2 separate regions of the Homo sapiens genome follow, and region 1 is linked to region 2. Evidence: chromatin loops called from intact Hi-C (ENCODE). Cell type or tissue: dorsolateral prefrontal cortex. All regions are shown on one strand.

Region 1 (8,000 bases), 140 kb before region 2:
GCATATCCTTACCATATGACCCAGCAATCCTCCTACGTACCCAAGGGAAATGAAGACTTATGTCCAATCAAACACTTGTATTTGAACATTCATAGCAGCTGTATTCATAAGAGCGGAAATATCCATCAATTAGAAAGCAGATAAACAGGCCAGGTGTGGTGGCTCACCCCTCTAATCCCAGCACTTTGGGAGGCCGAGGCAGGCAGATCACTTGAGGTCAGCAGTTCGAAACCAGCCTGGCCAACATGGTGAAACCCTGTCTCTACTAAAAATACAAAAATTAGCTAGGCATGGTGGCAGGTGCCTATAATCCCAGCTACTTGGGAGGCTGAGGCAGAAGAATCACTTGAACCGGGGAGGGGGAGGTTGCAGCAGTGAGCCGAGATTGCACCATTGCACTCCAGCCTGGGTGACAGAGTGAGACCCTGTCTCAGAAAAAAAAAAAAAAAAAGGTTAAATTGTGATACATCTCTATAAAGGAAGGGATTACTGACACAAGCAGCAACATGAATACCTTTAAAACATGCTGAGCTAATAAATCAAAAGCTGAGCTAAAGGAATGAGACACAAAAGAGTACACATACTGTACAATCAATTCTCTATGTGAAATCCTAGAACAGGCAAAACTGGTTTCTAGGGACAGAAAGCAGGTTTGCCTGGGGCCGGACCTCAGGGAGGACCAAGGATTAATGGCAGAGAGGGAACTTTCTAGCGTGTTGGAAATCTTCCATATTTTGATTGGCAGTAGTTACATGGGTGCCTACATTTGTCAAAAGGCAGTCTTAAAATAGATACACTTTCTTCATTATGCCTCAGTAAATCTGATTGAAAATATATACACTTTTTTTTTTTTCCTGTTGGCAGTATGGACTCTTTTAGGCAGGGTAGCTCAAAATGTGGCTTCTGGACCACCAACCAGCATCAGAATTACCAGGAAAATTGGGAAAGACCTTGTTTGGGGACCCCCATCCCATGCCTGACCTACTGAAAAACCAAATATCCAGAGCTGCTCTTCTGTGGCCTGCGATCCGCTAGGCCAGCCTGAGTCAGAGCCCGGCCTCAAAAGCTCCACTACATAAGCTGGGGCTGGTGGTAATGTTGAGTGTCAGTTTCAAACAATAGCAGCTGGCAGTGCCTGGTGGGAAGAGACTAGAAGAAGTAGAGGAATTCCATGCAGACCAACCTACTGTGTAGCTCTTCTCTTCAAACTTCTGCTTGTAGAAAGCAAAGGTATGCTCTAAAGTAGAGGTTGAAACTCATGAGAATTTACCTTGGTGAAAGAAAGGGTTAGAAGCTATTTTTAAAAAGCAGTTGCAGGAAGCATTTCTGAAGTCAGAACTTCTCAACCCAGGCTGTACACCAGACTCTTGTGGACCTTTTAAAACATCTAATTTCTATTTTTATCAAAGGAGACATGAATATGGTGTTTTTTAAAAAGGTGGAGATGGTTTTAAGTTTGTAAATGTATGTTTTAAAAAAAAAAAAGTCAGTCCTGACCAGGCACGGTGCCTCACGCTTGTAATTCCAGCACTTTGAGAGGCTAAGGCAGGAGGATTGCTTGAGCCCAGGAGTTCAAGCCCAACACAGGCAACAAAGGGAGATCCTGTCTCTACAAAATATTTAAAATCTAGCCAGGCACAGTGGCCTGTGCCCGTACTCCCAGCTGCTTGGGAGGCTGAGGCGGGAGGATCACTGGCGCCCAGGATGAGACTGCAGTGAGCTGTGATCACACCACTGCACTCCAGCCCAGTCAACAGAGAGGGACTCTGTCTTTGAAAAAAGAAAAAGAAAAAAAAAAGTCTGCCTACAGCCTAGTCTCGCTGTAAACTGATTCCTCTTTGGAGGGAGACATTTACAGAGTTTAAATTATATGCAGGCGAAATACACAATCTTGAGAGTACAGCTTGATGGGTTTTTATATATGTATGGTCATTCCTCGGTATCTATGGGGGATTGATTGCAGGACCCCCCCCCCCCAATATTTTTTTTTGAGACGGAATCTAACTGTTCCTCAGGTCTGAGTGCAGTGGTGTGATCTCGGTTCAGTGCAGCCTCCGCCTCTGCTTCCTGGGTTCAAGCGCCACATCTGAGGGTGCACAAGTCTCTCATACAAAATGGTGTGGCATTTGCACATAACCTATGCATATCATCTCTGTATACTTTAAGTCACCTCTACATTGCTTATAACACCTGATACAATGTAAATGCTACGTAAACAGTTGTTACATTGTTTGTATATCATTTGTATTTTTTTAAATGATTTTCTCCCAAATATTTTAAACCCAAGGTTGGTTGAATTCACCGACGCAGAATCCATGGATAGGGAGGGCCAACACCCAACTCCCACCCAGATCAAGATACGGACCATTTCCAGCACCCTAGAAAGTTCCCTGATGGTCCTTCCAAGCTAATAGTCCCCGCTTCTCAAGATAATCACTATTCTGACTTCGGACACCACTGGTTAGAACCACTTTAGGTGCTTTCTGTGGTTCCTCCTTGTATTTGTTTTCATAGTTCTAAATAATGTTTATACTGCTGTTTCTTGGCTTGCCAACTTGGGACAATGGTAGCTTTCTCGAATAGCAGACCAGACTTTCACTCAGTCTCCATCCTCACCAAGTAAAACAAAAATGTTCCAGATTTCCAGGCCCCGGGATCACTCCTACCACTACCTTGGCTTACTCAGATTGAATCCTGCACCTGGGAGGAGTCTGAGTACCTGTGGTGTGTGGTTTTTTTTTTGTTTGTTTGTTTGTTTGTTTTTTTGGAGATGTAATTTCTTGTTGCACAGGCTGGAGTACAATGGCACAATCTTGGCTCACCACAACCTCCACTTCCCGAGTTCAAGCGATTCTCCTGCCTCAGTCTCCCGAGTAGCTGGCATTACAGGCATGTGCCACCACACCCGGCTAATTTTGTATTTTTTAGTAGAGACGGGGTTTCTCCATGTTGGTCAGGCTGGTCTCGAACTCCCAACCTCAGGTGATCAGCCTGCCTTGGCCTCCCAAAGTGCTGGGATTACAGGCGTGAACCACTGCGCCCGGCCTTTTTTTTTTTTTTTTTTTGAGATGGAGTCTTGCTCTGTCACCCAGGCTGGAGTGCAGTGGCACATTCTCGCCTCACTGCCGAGAATGCAACCTCCACCTCCGGGGTTCAAGTTATTCTTCTGCCTCAGCCTCCTGAATAGCCGGGATTACAGGTGCCTGCAACTACACCAGGCTAATTTTTGTATTTTTAGTAGAGACAGGGTTTCAACCATGTTGGCCAGGCTGGTCTCGAACTCCTGACCTCAAGTGATCCCCCGCCTCGGCCTCCCAAAGTGCTGGGAGCACTTCAGTGTGAGCCACCGCGCCCAGCATCACGCCCAGCATCACGTGCGTTTTTTAACCTCACAGGCGATTCCAGCCAGCACCTGTCCCTGGGGAGCCCTGAGCCTGTGGTACTTGGCCCTGAGGCTGGGAGGAGCTGAAAGGCTCCTGATGTCCCAGACACAGGATGTTTGCTGTGAGGAGCTTGGAAGTTAAAATAGAGTATGTTCTCAGACTGCCAGGTTAATTTGCAGTTGGAATAAGAAGCAAGCCGTGAGAATCACTAAAGTGTTTCTAAGATTTTTATTGCTTGTCAAGTACATCCTTTAGGGCTCCGCGTCTAAATATTTAAGATTCCAGCTTTGCTCTTATCAGAGCTCAAATGTGGCCACAGTTCTCCCACCCTTTGCCTGGTCATAATTCAGAACCAACTTATCACCATGGTTTGTTCTCATTCTCCTTCTCTTACTCCCAACCAGTGACACCCGGGCTTCTGCTTACAGCTGGAGGCACTGGCCACCTACCTTCCTTCCTTGGCTGGGAGCATCAACAGCCAAGCCCCTTTACACGGCAGTCATCTTGATGAGTTGCTGGGGCCAAAGCCTGCCCTCCCTCCCTCTGTAAGCAGTATGGATTCCTTGTGGCCTTCTGAGCCTTCTCCTTGCTACTCAAGAGTTTCCAAATCAAAAGACTTGCAGCCTGTTCCTGTTTTTTAAAAGTATTTATAAAAGCTGAATGTCAATTTTCTACTTAGAGTTATAAATAGAAGCAGATGCTCTGGTTTGTTGATCAGCACGCTGTGTTCTTACAGGGGAAGTCAAAGAATCCGAAGTGTGCTTGGAGCATAGAACTAGCGCAAGAGGGCGCTAGTGAGGCGGTGCGGCGCGGGCGGCCAGGAGCTAGGGTTTGAAAACAGACTTCGGTTTGAGCCCTGAATCTGCCACTTAGAAGCTGTGTGCCCTTGGGAAGCGATAATAATACATTTACCAAAGTCAGACTAGATAACCCCAGCACTGAGGAGTTATCCACATCATCTCTTCGTCCTTCACAACAATAAATCTATAAGCTAGAAGTTACCATCTCCAGACTTACAGATGAGATTGCTGAGGCTTAAAAAAGTCAAAAAGGTACTCAAGGTATCATGATAGGGCCTGGGGGAGTTGAATGTAGTTTAGATTAACCCCAGGACCTACTACTTTATTTTTATTGCGTTTATTCAAAGGCAAAACCTGTAAGAGATGCCTAAAAATGATAATGGCTACCTTTCTTAAAAAAACTTTATTGAGATTTAATTTTCCCACAATAAAATTCACCAATTTCGGCTGGGCGCAGTGGCTCACGCCTGTAATCCCAGCACTTTGGGAGGCCGAGGGGAGTGGATCACTTGAGGTCAGGAGTTCGAGACCAGCCTGGCCAACATGGTGAAGCCCCATCTCTACCAAAAACACAAAAAATTAGCCGGCATGGTGGCAGGCACCTGTAATCCCAGCTATTCGGGAGGGTGAGGCAGGAGAATCGCTTGAACCCTGAAGGTAGAGGTTGCAGTGAGCCAAGATTGTGCCACTGCACTCCAGCCTGGGTGACAGAGCGAGACTCCGTCTCAAAAAAAAATCACCAATTTTAAGCATACAGTAAGTTGACAAATGTATCCCACCACTGCAATCATGATATAGAATAGTTCCATCTCCCCACAAATTCTCTCCTGGCCTCTCCCAATCCTCTCCTCAAACCTCTGGCCCCGGCAACCACTGATCTCTCTAGCATGAGCTTTATCTTCTCTAGAACTTTATATAAATGGAGTTATTGGCATACAGACTTTCATGCCGACTTCCTTCCCTTAACACGATGCTGCTGAGACTCACCCGTGCTGTGTGCATCAGCACATCCCACCTTTTCACATTGAGTAGAATCCATTGTAAGGGTGCCCCGCCGCTTACCCACTTAAAGTCATGTGTTTATTTGCTTTTTGTGTATCTTTTTGGTGAAGTGTCTATTCAGATCTTATATAGGGCCTGTAATTTTTTTTTTTTTTGAGATAGGGTCTTGCTCTGTCACCCAGGCTGGAGTGCAATGGCACAATCTTGGCTCATTGCAACCTCCACCTCCCATGTTCAAGTGATTCTCCTGTCTCAGCCTCCCAAGTAGCTGGGATTACAGGTATGCACCACCATACCCGGCTAATTTGTGTATTTTTTAGTAGAGACAGGGTTTCACCATGTTGGCCAGGCTGGTCTCGAACTCCTGACCTCGAGTGATCTGCCCACCTCAGGCTCCCAAAGTGGTGGGATTACAAGCATGAGCCATTGTGCCTGGCCGGGTCTGTACTCTTAACCCGCACACTCTACCTGCGCATTTTTTTCCTCGAGTCTCATCTATTAAATGGAAATAAAAACGCAAGCATGGAAGAAGACTGCTGCTGTTCCGTCTGCCCTTCCCCCACTGTCTAGGGAACCCCCCCCTTCACACCTCTGCAGTCACACGAATGTTTTAGTCAATGTGGACGTTTCCACACTGGTAACAGTGACAGCTTAGTGGTCCAGAGGCGGGTGCCTGAGCCTGTTTAAAACAATCCCAGTCCTTCCTTGGGACTAGTTTCTAGCTTGGACTGGCTGTTCTCTTGAACTGAGGATGTCACGGAAGTTGACAGCTGTTAGTGGCCATGTGCCGCCATGATAAAGCTGGCCACCGCAGAAGCAAGTGACCCAGGCACAGGAAGAGGGGTCGAGGCAGGACATGAGGAGCCCGGCTCCAGCCAGTCCCAAGCCCAGTTGTATCCCTACTCTTGGCCTCTCTAAGGCCCTCCTGAGTCTTCTAATCATTTCTCTTTCTTGCGTAGGCAGCTTGGAATTGGGTTTTTGTTACTAAAAGCCAAACTAACCCACTAATGTACTGGGTCATTGTGGAAATTCCATGCGCTCTATATGTAAACTGTTCACACACACTACCTGGGGCATGGCAGAGTCACCACAGATGTTGGCTACGACACTGCCAGGTGGCCAGTCCCAGCTAGAATGGCCAGGCACTGGGTCCTGCTGCCCTCACTTCACTCGGTGTCCTTGGATCCTCACAGCCTCACCCGGACTGTGTGTGCAAGGACCTTACGGGTTTGAGGTGAGGCCGGAGCTTGACAGGGGACGAAGAACAACTTAACACCCTGTGAAGTGGGAAATGCCATCTGTGAGAAAGACGCCACTGTGCAGAACTGACAGACCCAGCCTCTAGACTCTTCCTACAGATATTCAAGAAATGAATGATTTGGCCAGGCGCAGTGGCTCATGCCTGTAATCCTAGCCCTTTGGGAGGCCGAGGCAGGTGGATCAGCTGAGGTCAGGAGTTCAAGACCAGCCTGGCCAACATGGCGAAACCCATCTTTACTAAAATACAAAAATTAGCCAGGCATGATGGCGGGTGCCTGTAGTCCCAGCTACTCGGGAGGCTGAGATGGGAGAATCGCTTGAACCCAGGAGACGGTGGTTGCAGTAAGCCAAGATTACACTACTGCACTCCAGCCCGGGCAGCTGAGGGAGACTCCATCTCCAAAAAAAAAAAAAAAAAAAAAAAAAAATTCATCATTAGTTTGTTTGTTTGAGACAGAGTCTCGCTCTGTTGCCCAGGCTGGAATGCAGTGGCATGATCTCAGCTTACTACAACCACTGTCTCCCAGGTTCAAGCAATTCTCATGCCTCAGCTTCCTGAGTAGCTGGAATTACAGGCATGTACCACCACACATGGCTAATTTTTTGTATTTTCAGTACAGATGGGGTTTTGCCACATTGGCCATGCTGGTCTCCAACTCCTGACCTCAGGTGATCCACCTGCCTCAGCCTCCCAAAGTGCTGGGATTACAGGCGTGAGCCACCGCACCCGGCCATCATTAGTCATTTTTCTACGAGTTATTAGGCATAAATTGTGAAACATTCACAGGAGGGATTGTGTGTTTGAGATCATCTCTGGTCCAGTTCTTTGCCTCTCCCTGCATCCATGCCCTTTGCCACCTGAGCCTGCAGCTTCATCTACTTCAGGACTGGCTGGACTCCCCCACCCCTGCCCACTGAGTTTGGCTGTTTCTGTGGCTCCAGCTAGTGGCCTGTTGGGGAAAGAATGGTGTGTCAGTTCTGACCTAGGCCTCAAAAGGCCTGCGTGTTTCTTTTGGCTCTCTTGCCATTGTCATAAGACTATGTCTGCCTATCCCAGTAGCTGGAGGACAATGAAGGACACACGGAACAGGGCTGCTCCAGCCAAGGCCGGGCTAGAGAAGGCCACCCAAGCCAACTTGCAGATGTAGGGGAGCCCAGCTGAGATTGGTGGAGCCGGCCAAACAAACGTGTATTGTTCAGAAATGCAGTTTTATTTATTTTTGAGATGGAGGTGTCTCACTTTGTCACCCAGACTAGAGTGCAGTGGTGTGATTGTAGCTCACTACAGCCTTGAACTCCTGGGCTCAAGTGATCCTCCCACCTGAGTAACTGGGACCACAGACATGTGCCACCATTCCTGGCTATTTTCCTTGGTATATACAGGGTCTTGCTTTGTTGCTCAGGCTGGTCTAGAACTCCTGGGTCCAAGAGATCCTCCTGCCTTAGCCTCCTAAAGTATTGGGATTAGAGGCGTGAGCCACTGCACTGGATCAGAAATGCAATTTTAAATGAGATACCACCATACACCGATCGGTAGGGCTGAAAGTAAAAAGAC
Region 2 (8,000 bases):
TCCCTTATCTATAAATGGGGGCTGTTATCCCCCTCCCTGTGGGATGGCTGTTGGGGCCCCTTGAGACAACGCTCATAAAGGCCTTAGCCCGGGAGTCATGAAAGCATTCAACAAATGTTGGCTATTATTTACTTGAGAGATATTGCAAATTTTAACAAATAAGGGACAGTCAGTGTCATGTTCAACACAGGGATCTGAGATGAGGGGCTCCCAGAGGCTTGGGCAAGTCCAGCGGGGGGCATCGGGAAGACCCTCTCTGGTGCTGGTGTTCTGGGACGGGAGCCCTGCAGGGGGCACTTCTCTGCAAACTCTCACTGGGTTTGAGGGAAGAACGGCCTGGAGTTCTTTTTTGAACTTTTCAGAAGCTGCAACAAGAGAAACCTCTACTATGCTGGGTCCCTCTAGTGAGCCACGGTGCCAAAAGCCTCCAATAGGTTTTTTTTGCATTTAAATCCTGTTTCACCGCCTTCCATTCTCTAGTGGCCTGAGATTTTACTGAGTCTGGTCTGTGGAGATGAGAAGTGAGAGTTCTAAGGCATCAAAGTGGAAAAGTACTGCTATTCCGAGCCCAGCCCCCGCGTGCTCTACGCCCTTGATGCAACTGAACTCCTGGCAGCCCTGCTTTGCTCTCTCCCATGGTGGCCTGGGATTAGTCAAGCCCACGTATTGGTATGGCACCTTGTCTCCCGATAGCAGCAGCATCGAAGGGGTCACCTCCACTCCTCTTAAAAGAATAGCACAGTTTTGAAATAAATGCATTTTTTTTTTTTAAAAAAAAGGACAGAGAGGAAAGAGAAAGACAAATAGAATTGCATCACTAATGATGTCATTATTGCCTGGAAAGGAACGAAGGGAAGGCCATTTTGTCCATTTCTGGAGGCGTCTTTGAGAAGGGTTCTTTGGCTAAAGAAAGGAACAGTTTCACCTTCCTTTCCAATTTGGTAAGGACATCTCTGGCCTGCTCAAGTTTGAAGCTTCCCCATCAGAAGTCTGTAAAACACACCAGAAGGAAAAGACACAGACAGGGAATGAAGCCTGCAAAGTCCCTGGGGCTGGAATGTCTTGTGGCCAAGTCACTCCTGCTGGCGCTGTGGAGTCCCAGGCTGGCCTGCAGAAGGAACCCTTACCTCTCCTCAATTCTCTCTGCTAGTTGAGAGCACCGAGCCATTTCCTTCTTTCCATTTTCTGTCCTAGGGTCTACTTGACAGGCCAACAAGAGTGGTGGTCCCACACCCCACCCTGCCCTCAGCATCAGACAAAGAGAACCTGGGACAAAAGCTGGGGCGAGCTGGGTCCCCACGTCGCTCTCTCAACCATGAGCCATCAGTAATACTTCCCGAAGCCTCCTCATCTCCTCCCTCCAGTTTCCAAGAAAGTTTGTTCCACTCACTCACACATGCTCACACGGCCTAAATCTTCCACCCCAAGCTTGTTCCAATATGAGTGTTTGCCATTCCCAAGGTCCAACCAAGGGAAATCGTTCTGTCAGCAGTTGGGCTAATCTCCCCTTCCCTTCCTGATGTCCATCCGTCTCACACGTTGGTGTCTGGGCGGGCTGAGTCTTCTAGGTTGAAGAGGACAAAGGTCAGCTGGCTCCCCCAGCCCGTGAACACCTCAGCCACCAGGAAGACTAGAAAGGCTAACAGTCCAGGAGATGAATGCCGCTTTGCTCCAACCCTTCTTTTTCCTCTGAATTCCACTGACCGCACGCTCCACTTCACAGTATTAACTGGCATCAAGCCTCGACTCTCCCACCCCTTGATCTGCTCACCCACTTCCCTTGGAAACATCCAAAACATCATGAAGAGGCCCTAAGCACAGAGACATGGGGGCCCACGTCCAGACGGGCCAGTCAGAACCCAGTGAGCAGAAGCAAATTGCCCTGCGGTTCACCAGGCTCCAGTTAAACACTCCTCCGTGACCTGACATTTCAAATCTTCCCCTCTTCCTCTGAACAATGTCTCTTCAAATGGGAAGGAGGGAGCCCACAAAAGACTAGAGGATGCTCTAGATGATTCGTGGGCTAAGTAAGGACTAGGTTGGCATCCCTCTGCTTGAGAGCTTGGTCCTAGTGACAGCAGCCTATTTGCTAAGGTGACTCAATGGCAGATTCGGCCAGGTATGCAATTGGGCATCCAGGGAGCTGGCCTCTCCTGCAGGGAGCTTCTCTTGGGGCTTCTGATGTGGCAGCTCCATGCATGGGGGTAGAGGAGGCCATTGGGTGAGGACTAGGAGAATGTGCACTAATGTTTGCTGAGCGTCTGTGGGGCTGGCATCGCCCAATACTTCCCTTCCCTTCCCTTCGGTGAAGCTGGCTATTTCACCCCTTTCTTCAACTGGGGCCTAGCACTTTGTGGGTCTGGGGACAGCGTGTGAGCACCCAGCGCACACAGCACAGTGCACTGAAGATGTGGCCGGAGCCCAGTGGGGATGCTTTCAGAGGGGGTGCAGCCTGTGATGCCTGAGCAGCCGCCCAGCTTTGTTCAGGGTTTCTCTGGCCTCCTGCTGTCCCTCCACCCACTTCCAGCTGGCTAGAATTGGGTGCTGGGGGCATGCATCACAGGGGGAGGGGGCAGGCTGAGGAACTGGGTGGTGTGGTGAAATTTCCTGGGGAAGGTACCACCTGCCAGTCACTCTTACGCCACCTCACTGTGCCCAGCAGCTTCTGGGAGGGGGCAAATGTCCCTGCATTGAAGAACCTAAGCCACGCCCCAGGTGCGCCGATGGCAAAAGGATGGATTGTGGGGAAGCGGATGGGGTCACCTCTGGGAGGGAATTTTCTTGCTTAAATACCAGAGGCAAGCCAAAGATTTAGTTAACAGATTTCAGAAGCACAGGAGAGCTCTGAGGATGTGGGAGAGAAGCTGGCTAAGGGCTGGACAGTCAGTGACTCGACATTCCCCGAGCCCATGAGATGCCACCTGACGTCGCATCCCAGGCCTCTGGGATCTAGAAAATGACAACCTTGATGGTGACCATGTTGTCAGAAGCCCAATCAAGGCTTTGATTCTTCTTTAAACTTTTGTTCTGTGGTGGATCTTTCTTGACGTCTCTTGTTGGGATAGAGATGACAGAAACAATTTTCCTACTTCCTAAGTCTTTCCTTTTTTTTTTTGCCTGACAAAACTGGACATCTGGATGTCCCTCCAGTCTACTTATATACTCACAGAGAGAATAAGTTTAAATATTAAAGAGAAAACACAAAGATACTTGGAATAAATGTGCATTTAAAACCCTGACTAAAATATCAACATAATGATCATAATTACAATGGTAATAAAAATAATTAGTACAATAATATTATCTTTATGAGCAGCATGGAAATTTCATTCCTGATCTGGAAGAATAAAAGGAAAGAAAATGTCAGGTGAAAGAGTAAGTAGCCTCCAACTTAAGCAGACAGAATAATTTTCTTTAAAATGAAAAGAACATTTTAAGCTGTCTTTCCCCCTAAAAGATCAGATCTAGAAAGGGCTGGAAATGAACTGTGCCCAGGAATCTGGGGGTGCTCTCCAGTAAGGCGAACTGAGGCTCATTTGCAGCCAAGACTTGGAACTCGGGATGAGACCTAATGGGCTATTGCTGCCATCTGGCTGCCAAAAAGTCCCTAATAGATGGATTTTCCAGGCTGACCCAGCTGTGGGGCGGGGGGGGGTCCTCTGGCTTCTGTGTCCTCTGAAGCGTTTGCTGCCCTCACCCTCTCTGAACTGACCATTGTCCTGCTGTCTCAGAGGGCTGCGCTTCCCCACCTCCAGATAAAGACAGTATTGATAATGGCCCGAGGGAAGGGAATCTCCTTGCTGCAGGCCTCTTGCCGGCACAGCCTCCAGCAGGCACTTGGCAAGACTGCCCGGCTGTGCCCAGCATGGAGCAGTCATGGTGTCCTTCCTTCTCGCTGAGGCCTGGACTAAGCTGTTTCCAGTTTGGGGACCTGTTTCTTTATAAGTAAGAATTTATGGTTGGGGTGGGGAAGTTTCCAGAGTTATTTCACAGCTAAGAGCTAAGTAACGACTTCGTTACTGAGTTAGGTTGGATATCACTACAAACACACCTTTCACAGTAGATCCTTGAGGGAGACTGCACAGTGAGGAAGTAAAGGGAGGGAGGATGAGGATGGGGCCGCTGACTCGGGAAAGATCTCTTTGCACCTTGGAAACCTGCCTGTGGGGTCAGCTAAAGACTCAACATCAGAAGCAAACAATTAGAACCACCCTTTTCGGCCCCATCCTTGGCCAGATTCTCCTGCCATTCACATTCACATATTTCAGAGTTATTTACTATGAAGAGAGGGAACTCCCCACTTCTCCACACCTCCATCCCCAGAAGTGTCCAAAGCCTGAGAAAACTTCCAGAATGTATCAAAGGTGCAAAGAGGGCAAAGGGCAGATTTCTTTGGAAATTCAACTGTGTGAGTTTTTCCAAAGTGCAGCGTCAGACCCCCGGCCACCCTCATAAGTGTCCCTCCAACCTTCTGCCCACTAGAACCCTCAGAAACCAAAACCAAAATCATGTCTTGAGCAGACCTGGGTAATGTGAGGAGAGAATTCAACAGCAAACAGAGGTTGGTGGTTGTCTACAGAGGGAGGGATCTGGCAAGATCGTTAGAGCAAAACAGCCCAGGGAGCCGGAGGAGAGAGTGGAGCCCCGGGCGAGGCTGAGAGCTCCAGGCTCTCGTGGAGGCGGGAGGGACTGGGGGATGCCGCCTGGGGCGGGAGACGGCTGCCTGGCGAGGCCAACAGTCCGGAAACCTCTGGCCTCACAAATGGCGGAACTGGGGACAGAGTGGGGCAGGGGTGAAGGGTGGGGAGTCTCTCTGGGCCTCCGCCCACAAATTACAACTCAACTACTGCCACAACTCAACTCCCGCCGTCCCCATCTCCAGACGCACCCGCCGGGCATCTGTCTCCCATATTTCTTTCGAGATCCACGGACTCTCTCCTAGCTCCTGCTGGCTTCCCTGGCATCCTTCCGCTAGCAAACAGCCCAGGAAAGACAACGGGCATTAACATTTTAAAAAGAAAAAGAAAAAGAAAAAAAAAAGGCCAGCGTAAACTGTTACAACAGCACAACAGAAGAGCTGAGATTGTGTCTGACTAGCCTCAGTTTCTTGGAGTACCAGTGGAAGTAAACCCTCACGCCGCGTCTGTCGCTCGGTAAGGCACTAGGAGGGAAGGATGCAGTGTCAAGACTGCGCCAGCTAGGGTGGCGGCGCCGAGGGCCACGCGGGGAGGGCGGCGCGTGCACACCCACACGTGCTCGCTCACCCGCACACCTGCACCGCCACATTGGTTACATGCCTATGTTATATCGCTTTTTTTTGTGCAATTACATTGAGGAATATTCTATTGGTATCATTGGAGTTGAACACAAGGTAGGAGACAAGGGTGCTGAGTGCTACATTCTACTAGGGTGTCTGTGACGACCGCTAGCCCTACGCTACGCGACTAGGGGTGGATTCAAAGAGAAAATACATTTTCAGAAAAGAAAAAAACCTAAAGTTTGCAACACACATTATTAATGACATTTGAGAAACAACGTTGCTTAGGGATTTATCCAGAGTGCTCAGAAAAAGAAAACTCGCCCCGCGCCCCCGGGGGCCTTCCAGCAGCCTGGCCGTCCCCCGTCTTTCCTGACTAGGGAGCCCGGACTGGGCTTCGCCAATCCCACACCAGCTCCAAACATCAGCCTCCTCAGGCTGCAGCCCGACATTCTGGAGGGCTGTTGACCCTTTCGAGTTCTGGAAAAATCCCTAAATCTTATGTTCAATTAATTAAAAATCTATTTGATTTCCATATCAGGTGTCCCTGACAGCAGTCTTCCGTATCACTTGCTGCCATATGAAAATAATCTTTGAAAAGTTCATAAAGTTCTTCAAAAACTGGGGCCCCCCGTTTCTGGAATCTTCCTGTTGCTCTCTTCTCCTTTCCAGTTTGGCGTAGAATGGGTTCTTGAGCTGGGTTTTTTGTTATTGACTTTTTTTTTTTCCTTTTTCTTTTTTAAAATAAAAACCATAGATTTCCCACCCTCTTTAATCCCTTCCTTTTAAAAATGTTCTCTTCTCTGCTCTACGTCCTCCCACTTCCCGGTTCAAGTTTCACTGGTGTCCCGACCCGTCCCCCTGCCCTCTGCCCCCCCCCCCCCCCCCGCCCCTGCCCCGTTTGCATTGTTTGTGTGCGGCATCTTCAGTATAAAAGGCCAGCGCCCACGGTCCCAGGAGCGCCTCCCTCCTTCTCTCCCTCCTCCCTCGGGCCATTCTCTCCCTCCCTCCCTCCCTCCCTCCCCTCCAGTGTTTATATGTAAGGGTACTGGTTGACCTTGGCGGGGCTCAGTGGGTATCCAGTGTAGACGGTGGAGGCTGGCGAGGCGCTGATGTAGGTCTGGTGGGCAAATTGGGCTGGATACTGACTCGGGTGGATGGTGGGCGAGGGCAGGACCCGGGGGCCCATGCTCACGGGGACCTGGTGGACGATGCTGGCTGGGTAGGCAGTGTGCTGCACGGTGTGGCGCGCAGAGCCTTGCGAGGCCACCAGGTGGGCCACGGTGCCGGTGGAGCCCAGGGCCGCCGGCGCAGTGTAGGTGTAGAGGTGGGGCTGGGTGGGGAGGTGGGCAGCGGCAGCGGCTGCAGCCAGATGCGGGTGCACAGTGCCGTGGCTGGGGCTGTTGTGCGGGAAGGAGTACGGAGCCTGGGCCATGGTGGGAGTGATGTAGGCCTGCTGCCTTCGGTGGCTCCCAGTGCGGTCCGTGGTGATGTGCTGCTGAGCCTGGGGAGGAGAGGCACCAAGAGAGACGTCAGGGGCCGACACATGGGGAGGAAGGAATGGGAGGAGGGGCAGGAGGGCAGGGAGGAGGAAGAGAAGGGAAAGACTCCAGAAGTAATAGAAGGGGCTTCCCTCTGTGTGTTGAGAAAGTAAAAATTTACTTGGGACCTGGCGCAGTGGCTCACGCCTGTAATCTCAGCACTTTGGGAGGCAGAGGTGGGCGGATCACCTGAGGTCTAGAGTTCGAGACCAGCCTGGCCAATATGGTGAAACCCCGTCTCTACTAAAATACAAAAAAATTAGCCGGGCATGGTGGCACGTGCCTTGTCTGTAGTCCCAGCTATTCGGTGGGCTGAGGCACAAGAATCACTTGAACCTGGGAGGTAGAGGTTGCAGTGAGCTGAGATCACGCGAGTGCACTCCAGCCTGGGTGACAGAGTGAAACTCTGTCTCAAAAAAAAAAAAAAAATTTACTTGGACTGAGAAAATCCCGACTTGGCCTGCCACTCACTGGGCTGGGATGATACACGGATAAAGCCAGCTGCAAAGTTATAGGAGAACATATTTCTCCCAAGGACGTACAGAAGCTGTGAAGTATCAGGATGCCCCAGGCTGGAGTGCAGTGGCATGAACCTAGCTCACTGTAGCCTTGAACTCCTGGCCTAGAATGATCCCCCCGCCTTGGGCTCCCGAGAAGCTGGGACTACAGGCGTGAGCCACCGCACCCGGCCAGGACACTCTCTTTGAGCAGCAGTTGCTTTCTTACTCACTGTAAAATCTTGTTCTCAAAATTATTGGCTCTCACAACATCTCTACAAAAAATTTTGAAAATTAGCTGGGTGTGGTGGCTCATGCCTGTAGTCTCAGCTACTCGGGAGGCTAAGGTGGAGGATTACTTGAGTCCAGGAGGCAGAGGCTGCAGTGAGAGCCATGACAGTGCCACTGCACTTGAGCCTGGGTGACAGAACAAGACCCTGTCTTAAAAAAAAAAAGTTGGCTCTCAGAAGCGTTGCTGTTTGAAGTTCTGTCAGTCCAAATAAAATAGCCCTCTTCTACCTGGTGAACCTAAGTCACGTGACAGAGACACGGGCTCCACTGATGACCTGGGGCAGCACTTCAGATGAGGGGCTCTGAACACAAACACCCCATTTATCTCACTTTGTTTCTAGAGAAACAGGGCCCTGAGTCCACCACGTGAGTCAGGCCTGATGCCGAGCCCTTGACACAGACAGCCCTGCACCC

Evidence for each region. A loop is a pair of places that touch in the nucleus more often than their neighbours do. Peaks named below come from ENCODE experiments on the same cell type or tissue, not always from the same donor. Only the 100,000 strongest peaks of a DNase experiment are listed, where the experiment ranks them.
Region 1: it touches region 2 in a loop (2.6-fold over the local background); 5 of 110 quality-filtered maps call a loop at or near these places.

The regions. Positions count from the first base shown.
Region 1 is chr7:139,430,580-139,438,579 of GRCh38, forward strand. It overlaps a transcript of KLRG2 not described here. Among named protein-coding and RNA genes, the nearest start is that of KLRG2, 49 kb to the right of the region's middle. In dorsolateral prefrontal cortex, CTCF peaks have their summits at 4,171 (motif pointing right), 4,370, 7,396 and 7,598; DNase peaks (open chromatin) are centred at 1,082 and 4,172; H3K27ac peaks cover 4,931 bases.
Region 2 is chr7:139,566,637-139,574,636 of GRCh38, forward strand. It overlaps HIPK2 (homeodomain interacting protein kinase 2), which reads right to left. Exons shown (of 15, transcript NM_022740.5): 15 at 1-6,761. The coding sequence ends at 6,291. Among named protein-coding and RNA genes, the nearest start is that of CLEC2L, 47 kb to the left of the region's middle. RefSeq lists enhancers at 1,954-2,454, 2,455-2,955. In dorsolateral prefrontal cortex, CTCF peaks have their summits at 3,599 and 3,798; a DNase peak (open chromatin) is centred at 3,645; H3K27ac peaks cover 1,597 bases.